2 separate regions of the Homo sapiens genome follow, and region 1 is linked to region 2. The links are chromatin contacts, found by Hi-C or POLR2A ChIA-PET in ENCODE. All regions are on one chromosome and are shown on one strand. The core of a region is the stretch at or near the end of the contact, and the rest is flanking DNA. Distances in the headings are between cores, read along the strand shown. Region 1 has its middle 43 kb from the start of NCOA3. Region 2 overlaps NCOA3 (nuclear receptor coactivator 3).

What was found. Hi-C counts contacts between places; a loop is a spot of excess contacts on that map. ChIA-PET counts read pairs that join two places held with the same protein, here RNA polymerase II (POLR2A). Pooled maps may share reads with other maps.
Region 1: a pooled map shows a loop between it and region 2 (6-fold over the local background). The contact joins two enhancer-like sites. A Hi-C loop is called at or near these places in 4 of 168 maps with a recorded cell type or tissue (MCF 10A, PC-3, PC-9 and 1 more), 1 of 37 single-sample maps with no recorded cell type and 15 of 50 pooled maps. POLR2A ChIA-PET finds 5 or more read pairs at or near these places in 11 of 52 experiments (BJ, GM12878, PC-9 and 8 more).

Annotation. Positions count from the first base shown.
Region 1 is chr20:47,456,145-47,462,003 of GRCh38, reverse strand. No RefSeq gene overlaps it. Among named protein-coding and RNA genes, the nearest start is that of NCOA3, 43 kb to the left of the region's middle. Within about 2 kb of position 4,508, at least 2 of the 41 ENCODE cell types and tissues checked have a DNase peak (open chromatin) inside an H3K27ac peak, as active enhancers do; they include PC-3 and PC-9, where a contact is called at or near this core.
Region 2 is chr20:47,607,865-47,614,216 of GRCh38, reverse strand. All of the region lies in intron 2 of NCOA3 (nuclear receptor coactivator 3), which reads right to left. Among named protein-coding and RNA genes, the nearest start is that of NCOA3, 110 kb to the right of the region's middle. Within about 2 kb of position 3,561, at least 11 of the 41 ENCODE cell types and tissues checked have a DNase peak (open chromatin) inside an H3K27ac peak, as active enhancers do; they include PC-3 and PC-9, where a contact is called at or near this core.

The DNA.
Region 1 (5,859 bases), core at 3,259-5,758, 150 kb after region 2:
AAAAACAGAAAAACAAAAAACAGAAGTGATTGGGTCATGAAAGCTCTCATGAATGGATTCATCCATTCATGAATTAATAGATTAATGAGTTAATGGGTAAATGGATTAATGAGTTGTCATAGAGTGGGACTTGTGGCTTTAGAAGAAGAAGAAGAGAGACCTCAGGTAGCTGCTCAGGCCCCTCTTCATGGGATGCCCTGTGCTTCTTTGGGTCTCTGCAAAGAGTCCCCAACAGCAAGAAGGCACTCATCAGATGCAGCCCCTCGAGCCTGGGACTTAGCCTCCATAATTGTAAGAAATAATTCCTCATATATGTACCTACTATGTACCCACATAAATTAAAAATTAAAAAAGTAATAATTCCTTTTATTTATAAATTACCAAGTTTTATGTATTATGTTATTTCTGTTATAAGCAACAAAAAACAGACTTAAGACAATATTATTGAATTTTCCACAAAGGTCACTTCTGTATAAATTAAAGGAAGCCTGTACTTTCTTTTGTTTGGAACATTACCAAAACTTGTTCACTACTTTAGACAATCATGTCACTTCTGGCAATGCAACTCAGTAAAACTCAAGGGAGTTTTCATCACCAGTAATCACCCCTGTGTGGGTCCACGTTCAAGGCTGTCCCTTCACAGTGAATGTGCACATCTGACCTCTCCGATGCATCCTCAGTTAGATGGGGCCGAACACACTCATACCAAAATCTGTGTGTTAGGGCATCCTATGGGGGGGTTCCAGTGACAAAAGGAAGACAGGGAGAAGAGATGCTGAACAGACATTAAGAAGACTTGGCCAAGACAGGCGGTTAGCCTGAGCTCAGGAGTTTGAAATCAGCCTGGGCAACAAGGTGAAACCCCGTCTCTACTAAAAATACAAAAAAATTAGCCGGCTACTCCGGAGGCTGAGGCAGGAGAATTACTTGAACCCAGGAGGCGGAGGTTGCAGTGAGCTGAAATCGCACCACTGCACTCCAGGCTGGGTGAAAGAGTGAGACTCCGTCTCCAAAAAAGAAGAAGAGTTGGCCTTGCTGTAATTATTCCCATTTCATAGGTGGCTAAGGCAGGGCATAGAGAGATTCAAGTGGTTGAGGAGTGGAGGAGGCAGACTCAAACCCAGTTACCACTACAACTTACTTACCGCCTGTGTTAGTCAGGGTTCTCCAGGGAAATAGAACCAGTAGGATAGATAGATAGATAGATAGATAGATAGATAGATAGATAGATAATTATATTAATAGATGATAGATAATAGATTGATAGATGATAGATAGATCGCCTCTTGGCCTTTTGGCTAAAATCAAGTGTAGATTGATAGATGATAGATAAGTGATAGATAATAGATGATAAATAGATGATAGGTAGATAGGTACATAAATAGATGATAGGTAGATAGATGATAAATAGATGATAGGCAGATAGAGCAATAGATTGATTTATAATAGATAAATAATAGAAATAGATTGATAGGTGATAGATTGATAGATAATAGATTAATAGATAGATGATAGATAATAGATTGATAGATCATAGATGAGATAGGTGATAGATACCAGATGATAGATAGATAGATAGATAGATAGATAGATAGATAATAAAGAGATAAATAGATGATAGGTAATGCCCGTAATCCCACCACTTTGGGAGGCTGAGATGGGCGGATCACCTGAGGTCAGGAATTCGAAAACAGCCTGGGCAACATGGTGAAACCTCATGTCTACTAAAAATACAAAAATTAGCTGGGCGTGGTGGCACATGCCTGTAGTCCCAGCTACTTGGGAGGCTGAGGCAGGAGAATCGCTTGAACCCAGAAGGCAGAGGTTGCAGTGAGGCAAGATCACACCACTGCACTCCAGCCTGAGCAATAGAGTGAGACTCCATCTCAAAAAAAAAAATCAGCGATAGGTAGACAGATAATAGGTAGGTAGGTAGGTAGATAGATAGATAGATAGACAGATAAATAGATAGATAGTTATGAACAGGAAGAGATTTATTACAGGGATTGATTCATAGGATTATGGAGGCGGAGAAGTCCCACTATCTGCCATCTGCAAGCTGGAGGCCCGAGAAAGCTGGTGATGCGGTTCCAGTACGAATCTGAAAGCCTGAGGACCAAGGGAGCCAACAGCATCTGTCCTGGTCCAAGTCAGAAGGCCCGAGATGTCCAATGGCAGGAGAAGGTGGATGTCTCAGCTGAAACAGAGAGAGAATTCATCCTCCCTCTGCCTTTTTCTTCAATTCAGACCCTCAAGGATTGGGTGATGTCCATGCATGCTGGCGAGCAAGGTTCTTCTTTACTCAGTCTATTGTTTCAAATGCTAATCCCTTCTGGAAACACCCTCCTGGAAATGTTTTACCAGCTACCTGGGCATCCCTTAGCCAGTAGATTAACTATAACACTGTCTATGTGCCGCATAATTTTCTGGCAACTGTTCTCATAAATTGTTGAAAAATTGCATTGATAAATAAAGGTAAACACAGGCTCTACTGTTCCTTGTGTTCTCTGACACAGCATCCAATCGCTGGACGTCAGGGAGTGAGTCCCAATGTTACAGGGTACAAAGAGTTCAGCAAAGAAATGCTCTCAGCTGGGAAATTTGAATATATCAAGTACCTGCATATTTGATGACATTAGGAATTATTGTTAATTTTTTTTTTTTTTTTTTGAGACAGAGTCTTGCTCTGTAGCCCAGGCTGGAGTGCAGTGGCACAATCTCAGCTCACTGCAACCTCTGCCTCCCGGGTCAAGCAATTCTCCTGCCTCCGCCTCCTGAGTAGCTGGGATTACAGGCACACACCACCACATCCAGCTCCTGACGCCGACCTTGGGCTCCCAAAGCACTGGGATTACAGGCTTGAGCCACCGCGCCCGGCCATTGTTAACTTTTAAAATGTATGATATTAGAATTGTGATTATGACCAAAGTCGAGTCTTTATTTTTTAGAGATACACACGGAAGTATCCACAGAGTGGTGTGATAGCTGAGATTTGCATCAAAGTAATCCAAGCAGCAGGAACAAGAGTGGAGGGAAAGATGAAGCAGGATTGCCCCTAAATTGCTAATTGTCAATATCTTTTTTATGTTTTTATTTTTCTTTTAGAGACGGGATCTTGCTTTGTTGCCCAGGCTGGAATGCAGTGGTGGGATCATAGCTCATTGCAGCTTCCAACTTCTGGGCTCAAGTGATCCCCATCCTGCTTCAGCCTCCTGAGTAGCTGAGACTACAGGTGTGTGCCACCATGCCCAGCTGATTTTTTTTTTTTTTTGGATGGTGTGCACCCAGGTTGGAGTGCAGTGGCGCAATCTTGGCTCACTGCAACCTCTGCCTCCCAGGCTCAAGTGATCCTCCTGCCTCAGCCTCCCAAGTAGCTAGGACCACAGACGTGTGCGACCACACCTGGCTAATTTTTGTATCTTTGGTAGAGATGGGGTTTTACTATGTTGCCCAGGCTGGTCTCAAACTCCTGAGCTCAAGTAATCCAGCTGTCTCGACCTCCTAAAGTGCTGTGATTACAGGCGTGAGCCACCGTGCCTGGCCCACCCAGATAATTTTTAAATTTTTTGTAGAGACAGGGTCTTGCCATGTTGCCCAGGCTGGTCTTTAACCCCTGGGCTCAAATTATCCTCCTGCCTCAACCTACCAAAGCAGTGGGATTGCAGATATGAGCCACTGTGCCCACTTGAGCTGATAATTGTAGAAACCAGATAATGGACAAGGGAGATGATGATACTATTTTCTCTCCTTTTGTATGTTAGATTTTTTCATAATGAAATAATAATAATCAATAAAGGAAAGCTCCTGCTATAATTTTTCCTTTTTCTTTCTTTCTTTCTTTTTTTTTTTTTTTTTTTTTTTTTGAGACAGAGTCTTGCTCTGTCACCCAGGCTGGAGTGCAGTGGCATGATCTTGGCTCACTGCCACCTCTGTCTCCCAGGTTCAAACAATTCTCCTGCCTCAGCCTCCCAAGTAGCTGGGATTACAGGCACGTGCCACCACACCTGGCTAATTTTTGTGTTTTTAGTAGAGATGTGTTTCACTATGTTGGTCAGACTGGTCTGGAACTCCTGACCTCAAATGATCCACCCACCTCGGCCTCCCAAAATGCTGGGATTACAGGCCTGAGCCGCCACATCCAGCCTTATTTTTCTATTTAAGTCTGTAAAGCTGACTTCTCCATAAAAGGCATTCTAATTCATATCTATTGATAGAAAACCACAGTTAACAATCTATACACCATGGATGAAATTAGAAGCAGGTGAATTAAAGCTATCCAGTCATGAACTGCTTTCACTCTTGCTCAGAGTTCATCTTGATGGCTTCCTAATTCCCAGAAGACTGTCAGATGAGGCAGAGAACAATATCTCCCAAAAGTTTTTGTGGTATCTGAAGAAAGTGACTCATTGGAAACTCAAAGTCAGGGCCTGTGCGTTACTTATAATGATAGTTAACTCTTACATAACAGTGACTGCATGCCAACCTCTCTTGTTAGCACTTGACAAATATTAACCCATTTAATTTTTATCAATCTCAGGAAATACGTACAATTATTAAGCCTATTTTACAGATGAGGAAACAAAAGCATAGAGCGTTTAAATGACTCATCCAAGGTCTCACAGCGAGTAAGAGGTGGGGCCGGGATTTGAACGCAGGCAAACAGATTCCATGTCTACATTCTTCATGATGATTTTGACCACCTCCATATTATTTTGGTAATGCATCTCTGGCAGTTTACTGAGTATCAGATAACAGCGAATTGGGGGAAGGTTGGGGAAAGCAGTTAAGATCAGTGTTCATTCTGTGCCAACCTAAAGTATTCCTAGAAATAGCAGATAACTGAGGCCGGGCGCAGTGGCTCACACCTGTAACCCCAGCATTTTCGGAGGCTGAGGCGGGTGGATTACTTGAGGTCAGGAGTTGGAGACCAGCCTGGTCAACATAGTGAAACCCTCATCTTTACTAAAAATACAAAAATTAGCTGGGTGTGGTGGCCGGTGCCTGCAGTCCCAGCTACTCGGGAGGCTGAGGCAGGAGAATCACTGGAACCTGGGAGGCGGAGGTTGCAGTGAGCTGAGATCGCACCACTGCACTCCAGCCTGGGGGACTAAGCGAGACTCTGTCTCAAAAAAAAAAAAAAGAAAAGAAATAACAGAAAATTTACATTATGTGTCTCCCCTAGGAAAGCTATAATAAAATAGCCACCATTTAGGAAACTGCTGCTGTGAATAAGCTGCTGTGCTCACAGAAAAATACACTATGATAATCTCAGTTGCATCAATAAATATTCTATGTACCAGGCTCTATTCTAGATACTGAGGATACAGCCCTGAAAAGACCAACATGATTTAAACCCACGTGGAGCTTCTTGGGACCTACATTAACCACATAGTGGGGCAGAAGAGACGCTGCACACGTCTAGAGCTTATACCTTGAAAAACTTTGCAGCTTCCATTTTCACTCTTTTGGAACTCTGCCCCAAGACCACCACACCAGAAGAAACTCTGAAAGAAAACCCACAGAATGAGAGAGACTTAGCCACCTGGCTGTCCCGGCTGAGCCTTCAGCCACGTGCAGCTTCATGAGCAAACCCAGGTGAGACCAACAGAAGGGCCATGCAACCACCCAAAGACTCATAAGAAATAATAGGCCAGGCCCAGCGGCTGACGCCAGGAATCCCAGCACTTTTGGAGGCTGAGATGGGCAGATCCCTTGAGTCCAGGCCTGTAATCCCAGCACTTTGGCAGGTCGAGGCAGGCAGATCACTTGAGGTCAGGAGTTTAAGACCAGCCTGGCTAACAAGGTGAAAGCTCGTCTCTAATAAAAATACAAAAATTAGCCAGGCATGATGCTGCATGC
Region 2 (6,352 bases), core at 2,312-4,811:
TTCTTAATCTTCTTTCTTTCAATCCGTCATTCATACCCTTACTAATAAAATAAGAGGAGCTCCAAGAGAACTGGTACCACGGAGAAAGGACTGAAGACAAATATAACGTGTGTAAAGGACAGGGGAAGGCAGGGAAGAGCTTTTATAACGTGGAACTGTTATAAAAGCTTCCTCCTCAAGTGGATGACTCTTCCAGTTAGTATCTCCTCCTACCTTTGTTTCTTTCAATGCTGGTAAGGAAGTTAAGAGCTGTGAGGAGATAAGTAGGAGGGGAAAGAAAAGAAAATTTTTTTTAATTTTTTTTTTTTTTTAAGACAGAGTCTTGCTCTGTCGCCCAGGCTAGAGTGCAGTAGCGCAATCTCAGTGCAACCTCCGCCTCCCAGGTTCAAGCGATTCTCCTGCCTCAGCCTCCCGAGTAGCTGGGATTACAGGCACCCACCACCACGCCCAGCTAATTTTTATATTTTTAGTAGAGACGGGGTTTCACCATCTTGGAAAGGCTGGTCTTGAACTCCTGACCTCATGATCCACCGGCCTCAGCCTCCCAAAGTGCTGGGATTACAGGCGTGAGCCGCCGCGCCTGGCCTACTTATTTATTTTTCTTTTGCTTCCTCATCCTCTGTCAGAGAGGGAAATTTTTTATATCCTTTTGTTTTGTGGCTGATAATTTGCTATTATGTTTTGTAGGATAAAGTATAACACAATCCTTTTTTTTTTTTTCAATTTAATTCCATTTCAGCTCAAACGTTTTGCATGCCCAGAATCATTTTAGCCCCAGAAAACAGGGATAAATGTCACTACCAATTACTAGAACTCTCAGGCTAGCAGAACAGGAAAACAGAAAAACAATTAAATTTGGTAAGTGTTAAAAAAAAAAAAAAAGAAGGAATCGTTTGAACACAATGAATAGCAAAGCTAGGAGCCTACAGTTTTTAGAAACAAAACATACACATGGTATCTACAAGAAACTACCTTGGTGGAGATGTATACAAGAAAACAGTACAACTTCAGTTCTTGGTAATTTCTTCTCCACTATCTTTGCTTTATAATGCCAGCATATTGAGTGAAGGGCTAGCAAGAAACAATAAAGTAAAACATCCTATTTTTAATATATAAATTGAACAGAAAAGCATCTGAATGTAAATTATTTTATGCGCAAGGTTCCATTCTCTCTTCCTTCTTGCACATTTATGTTCCAGTTTAAACCTGATGAAGTTGAATTTAAACATAAACTCCCCAGAGACTAGAGTGCTAGAACTGGGCATACCAATTAGCCAACTCAGGTGTTAGTTGCAACTGGAAACTTGCTGCCAAGAGACTTCTCAACCTCTACATGAGCAACAGAGTTGAAGTTCACAGATAATACACTGTACAGAGGGAGTTAAGGGAGCCAATTCCATCCATATCCAAATCAAGTTACCCTCTCCTGACAGCATACTAACTAGCCGGGTAACTCTTTTGTTTTAAAGGTTACATTGACTTCTACAATTTAATACACTGAATCTATCTCATATATAAGAACAGACTTAAGTCTGAGCTTCATAAACCTGAATTTGGCTTCAGTTTAAACAACCTGTTACCAGTCATACTTCTTCCTCATCAATCACCACCAGCAACCCCAAAATGATCTTTATACTAAAAGTTTTTAATAAAGGTAACTGAAACATTTCCTTTATTTTTAACCTTAAGTCACTAATTTTTTTTTAATCTTTCCCACATCGCTTTTCCATCTAGAATATTCCTGCCCTTCAAGATTAATTTGTCACCTCTGGTAAAACCATCCCCGACTCTCCCAATTAGACAAAAGTTTTCCCTTCTTTATCCTAAGCATTTTCCATATTTTTACTATAACATTTTACATATTACACTATTTCTGTCTCTGCTTCCTACCTTGTAAGCTCTAAACCATTGTGTAAACTTGTATGTAACTCTATTTTTTACAAATTTTTTTTTTAACTACCACCATTCCTCTTCTCTTTTCAAACTCCAGTTCTCCTTTGCTTTCCCATCAGCTGTACTTTTGACCAACTCCACATCTTCTTAAAATACAGAGAAGGTTCTCCTTTTACAGAGGTAAAAAGAAATAATTTGGCTGGGTGTGGTGGCTCACACTTGTAATCTCAACACTTTGGGAGGCCAAGATGAGAGGACAGCTTGAACCCGGGACTTCAAGACCAGCCTGGGCAAAGTGGCAAAACGCCGTCTCTACAAAAAATACAAAACACTTAGCCAAGCGTGGTGACGCACACCTGTAGTCGCAGCTACTCGGGAGGCTGAGGTGGGGGTATCACCTGAGCCCAGGAGGCAGAGGTTACAGTGAGCTAAGGTTCGCGCCACTGCACTCCAGCCTGGGTGAAGGGAGTGAGACCCTGGTCTGGAGGGGCAGAAGGAGTGGGGCTTTTTTATTTTGTTTTGTTTTGTTTTTGAGATGGAGTCTCGCTCTGTCACCCAGGCTGGAGTGCAGTGGCGCAATCTCGGCTTACTAAAACTTCCGCCTCCCAGATTCAAGCGATTCTCCTGCCTCAGCCTCCCAAGTAGCCGGGATTACAGGCAGCTGCCACCATACCCACCTCATTTCTGTATTATTAGTAGAGTCGGGGTTTCGCCATGTTGGCCAGGCTGGTCTCGAACTCCTGACCTCAGGTGACCAACCTACCCCAGCCTCCCAAAGTCCTGGGATTACAGGCATGAGCCCGGCCGAGGAGGAGATTTTTTAAACCCCAGTATTGTGTACCATTTTTTACCTCTGGGGTTTGTAGTTTAATTTTCCTTTGACAGACATAAGTATCTCTACATCAAAAGTAGTACTTATACCTAAGTTTGTCCCTGTGGCATATAATGAAAATAAAAACAGCAGAGGAAGAAAGAGATAAATAAAAACCAAGGGTTTTAGCCATGCTAAGGTAAGTGAGAAAGAACTGGATAAAGAAGAGTGGTGAGGAGGGACAGTGGGTATGTGCACAGAGCAGAAATGAAATCTGATATAAATTAAATTAATAAGCAATAAAGATGTAAAGGAGAGATGATCACAGCATATGCCCCATTCTCTTCTAATCTATTCTTTCCATCTACCTCACAGAGGAAAAGACAGTATTGAGAAGTAAATGTTAAAGCTTAAGAGATGACAACATTAGCCACCTGGTAACCAAACAGCTGAGAGCAGCAAGGATGGTACATAAAGTGTACCATGGTACACTAAGTAAACAATGAAGAGGGGGAATGGTAACCATGGTCAAATGCAAGACAGATAAATATTCCTAAACCAGAGTGCCTGTAGAGTAAAAAACAAAATAACAAACTTCCCACTATAGTACTAAAGTTAGCCCTGTCCAGCAATATCAAAAATAGAGGCTACAATGAGTTTGTTCACCTGCAACACTGATGTTACAAAAATTAAGACTGTAGAAATAAATGTAAAGCTAATAAAAGACTTTTGGGTTGATTTTTCAAAGAAAAGATATTGAAGGTAGAACAGAGAGATGTCCTTCTTATAAAGCAAAGAGGTTGGAGCAGATCTGTAACTCTAGCAACACGACACGGCAAGTCTGACTCACAAGACTTCCTGAATAGGTCATCATCTGTACTGCTGCTTAGTCTGTGGCTCAGTCCTTTTTTTCCTGACCTCACAGCTTATTACTCTTCAGTAATCATTAAATAACTTTAAATTCAAAAGAATCCTTTTTTAAAAATGTTTCCGGGCCAGTTTCAGTAGCTCACACCTGTAATCCCAACGCTTTGGGAGGCTGGGGCAAGAGGATTGCTTGAGCCCAGCAGTTTGAGACCAGCCTGGGCAACATAGTGAGATTCTGTCTCTGCAAAAAACACAAAAATTAGCTGGGCATGGCAGCATGTGCCTGTGGTCCCAGCTATTTAGGAAGCTCAGGTAAGAGGATCACTTGAGCCCAGGAGGTCAAGTCTGCAGTGAACCATGATCACCGCACTCTGGCCTGGGGGACAGAGCAAGATCCCGTCTCAAAACAGTAACAATAATAATAGTTTCCATATCCCTAGAAGTTATGTGTCTGATAATAGAATTTGTCTTTTCAAATAAATCTCTAAAGCCATTATTCATCTGATGACAACAATACAAATAATGAATAAGAAAATATATATCAAAAAGTTAAAAAATAAAAAAAGCTTTCAACATTATTTGCTTTCTGGAGGGTGGGGTAGCACTGGTAAAAAGGTTAAAAGGTATCAGAACTGAAAACTCAATAAAACCCTTGACCCTCTCCATTCCTCTCCAAAAAATAGCTACCGTCTTATGTGGAGCTAAACATTTATACCATTAGGTCAAGATTGCTTCAGGGAAGAAATGTGCAGTAAGCAAAAATATAAAATACTGCAAAGAGGAGGAGAAGTACATCATTCAATTTAAAATACAACATTAAAAAATAAAAATAAAAAATAAAATACAACATAGCTTGGTTTTTTCTTTGTTGCTATTCAAATGTTAGTTTCATGATCCATAACTTTTTTTTTTTTTTTGAGACGGAGTCTCGCCCTGTCACCCGGGCTGGAGTGCAGTGGTGCAATCTCGGCTCACCACAATCTCTGCCTCCCGAGTTCAAGGAATTCCCCTGCCTCGGCCTCCTGAGTAGCTGGGACTACAGGTGTGCACCACCACAACCAGCTAATTTTTTTGTATTTTAGTAGAGATGGGGTTTCACCATGTTGGCCAGGATGGTCTCAAACTCCTGACCTCGTGACATGATCCATAACTTTAAAGAACTTTTTTTCTGTACTTCACAAAACCTGCCTATCCATGTCTAGTAAATGAAGCTGGGGGCACCTCATTATTATTAGAGAATATCTGAGGCAAGAAAATTTTATTACGAACTTCTGTAAAATCATCCATACACCTAAACTGGTTAAAACCAAAACCTACTTCACCAAGTATCTTAAGAGTGGTCACTGTTCAACATATCGGGTGTCATCCACATAGAAAAAGGAAATAGTATCCCCTATGCTAAGTGCTTGGGGTAGATGAATTGTTGATCAAAACAGGAATTTTTTTGCCTTCAAGGAGCTGATGACTCGGTGTGAGGAATTAACAAACTAGTAAGTAGATCATCAGAAATTGTATTATATGCTACAAAACGTCTTTATTTAAAATTAATGGCCGATTTGTGATTCAGAAACAGAAACAACTGAGTACCAGACATATCCTATAATGTTATACAGCTGTTCAAAGTCCTAAATCTCTATAGTAGATATGTTTCTTACTAATAAAAGAAGTAGATTCAGGTTAACAACTAAATGCCCCTGAAATTGGCCAAACTTCAGATTGGTTAGCTCAGACCTCCTCCGTATTTAAGCAGCACAGAATAGAGGCAGCTGTAGCAGGAACTGGGTGTGCTACAAGATACCAAATACAACAAGGTGAAAGGTTTAAGTCAAATGCTTCTAGAGTTCCAACCAAATTCACTAGATTTCAAGCCTTTTGATCTCAGGATTCCTTTACCTCTTAAAAACTGGAAACCTGTAATAACTTCTGCTATGTGGGTTATGTCAGTATTCACCATATTAGAAATTAAAACTTAAGAAACATTCACCTTTTTTTTTTTTTTTTTTTTGGAGACAGGGTCTCAGCTCTGTCACCCAGGCTGGAGTGCAATGGTGTGATCACGGCTCACTGTAGCCTCGATCTGCTGGTCTGAAGTGATCCTCCCACCTCAGCCTCCCGAGTAGCTGGAACCACACGCATGTGCCACCATGCCCAGCTGATTTTTTTAATTTTTAGTACAGACCAGGTCTTGCTATGTTTCCCAGGCTGGTCTCCAACTCCTAGGCTCAAGCAATTCTCCCACCTCGGCCTCACAAAGTGTTGGAATTACAGGCATGAGCCACCAAGCCGGACTCATTCACTTTTTTGGTTTATTTGTTTTGTTTTGTTTTTTGAGATGGAGTTTTGCTCTTGTCACCCAGGCTGGGCTGGAGTGCAATGCCGCAATCTTGACTCACTGCAACCTCCACCTCCCCAGTTCGAGCGATTCTCCTGCCCCAGCCTCCCAAGTAGTTGGGATTACAGGTGCCCGCCACCATGCCCGGCTAATTTTTGTATTTTTAGTAGAGACAGGGTTTCACCATGTTGGCCAGGCTAGTCTCAAACTCCTGACCTCAGGTGATATACCTGCCTGGCCTCCTAAAGTGCTGGGATTACAGGCATGAGCCACTATACCTGGCCCTCATTCACTTTTTAAAGCCCATCATATATTAACATAAATAACAATTTTTGCAAAAAACAAAACTTCTGAAACAATGAGAATTATAAAATAATTAAAAACATATATTTGCATATAATTACCTGACTTAATAGAAAACAGTTATTTACTTCTGCATTCAATCCGGT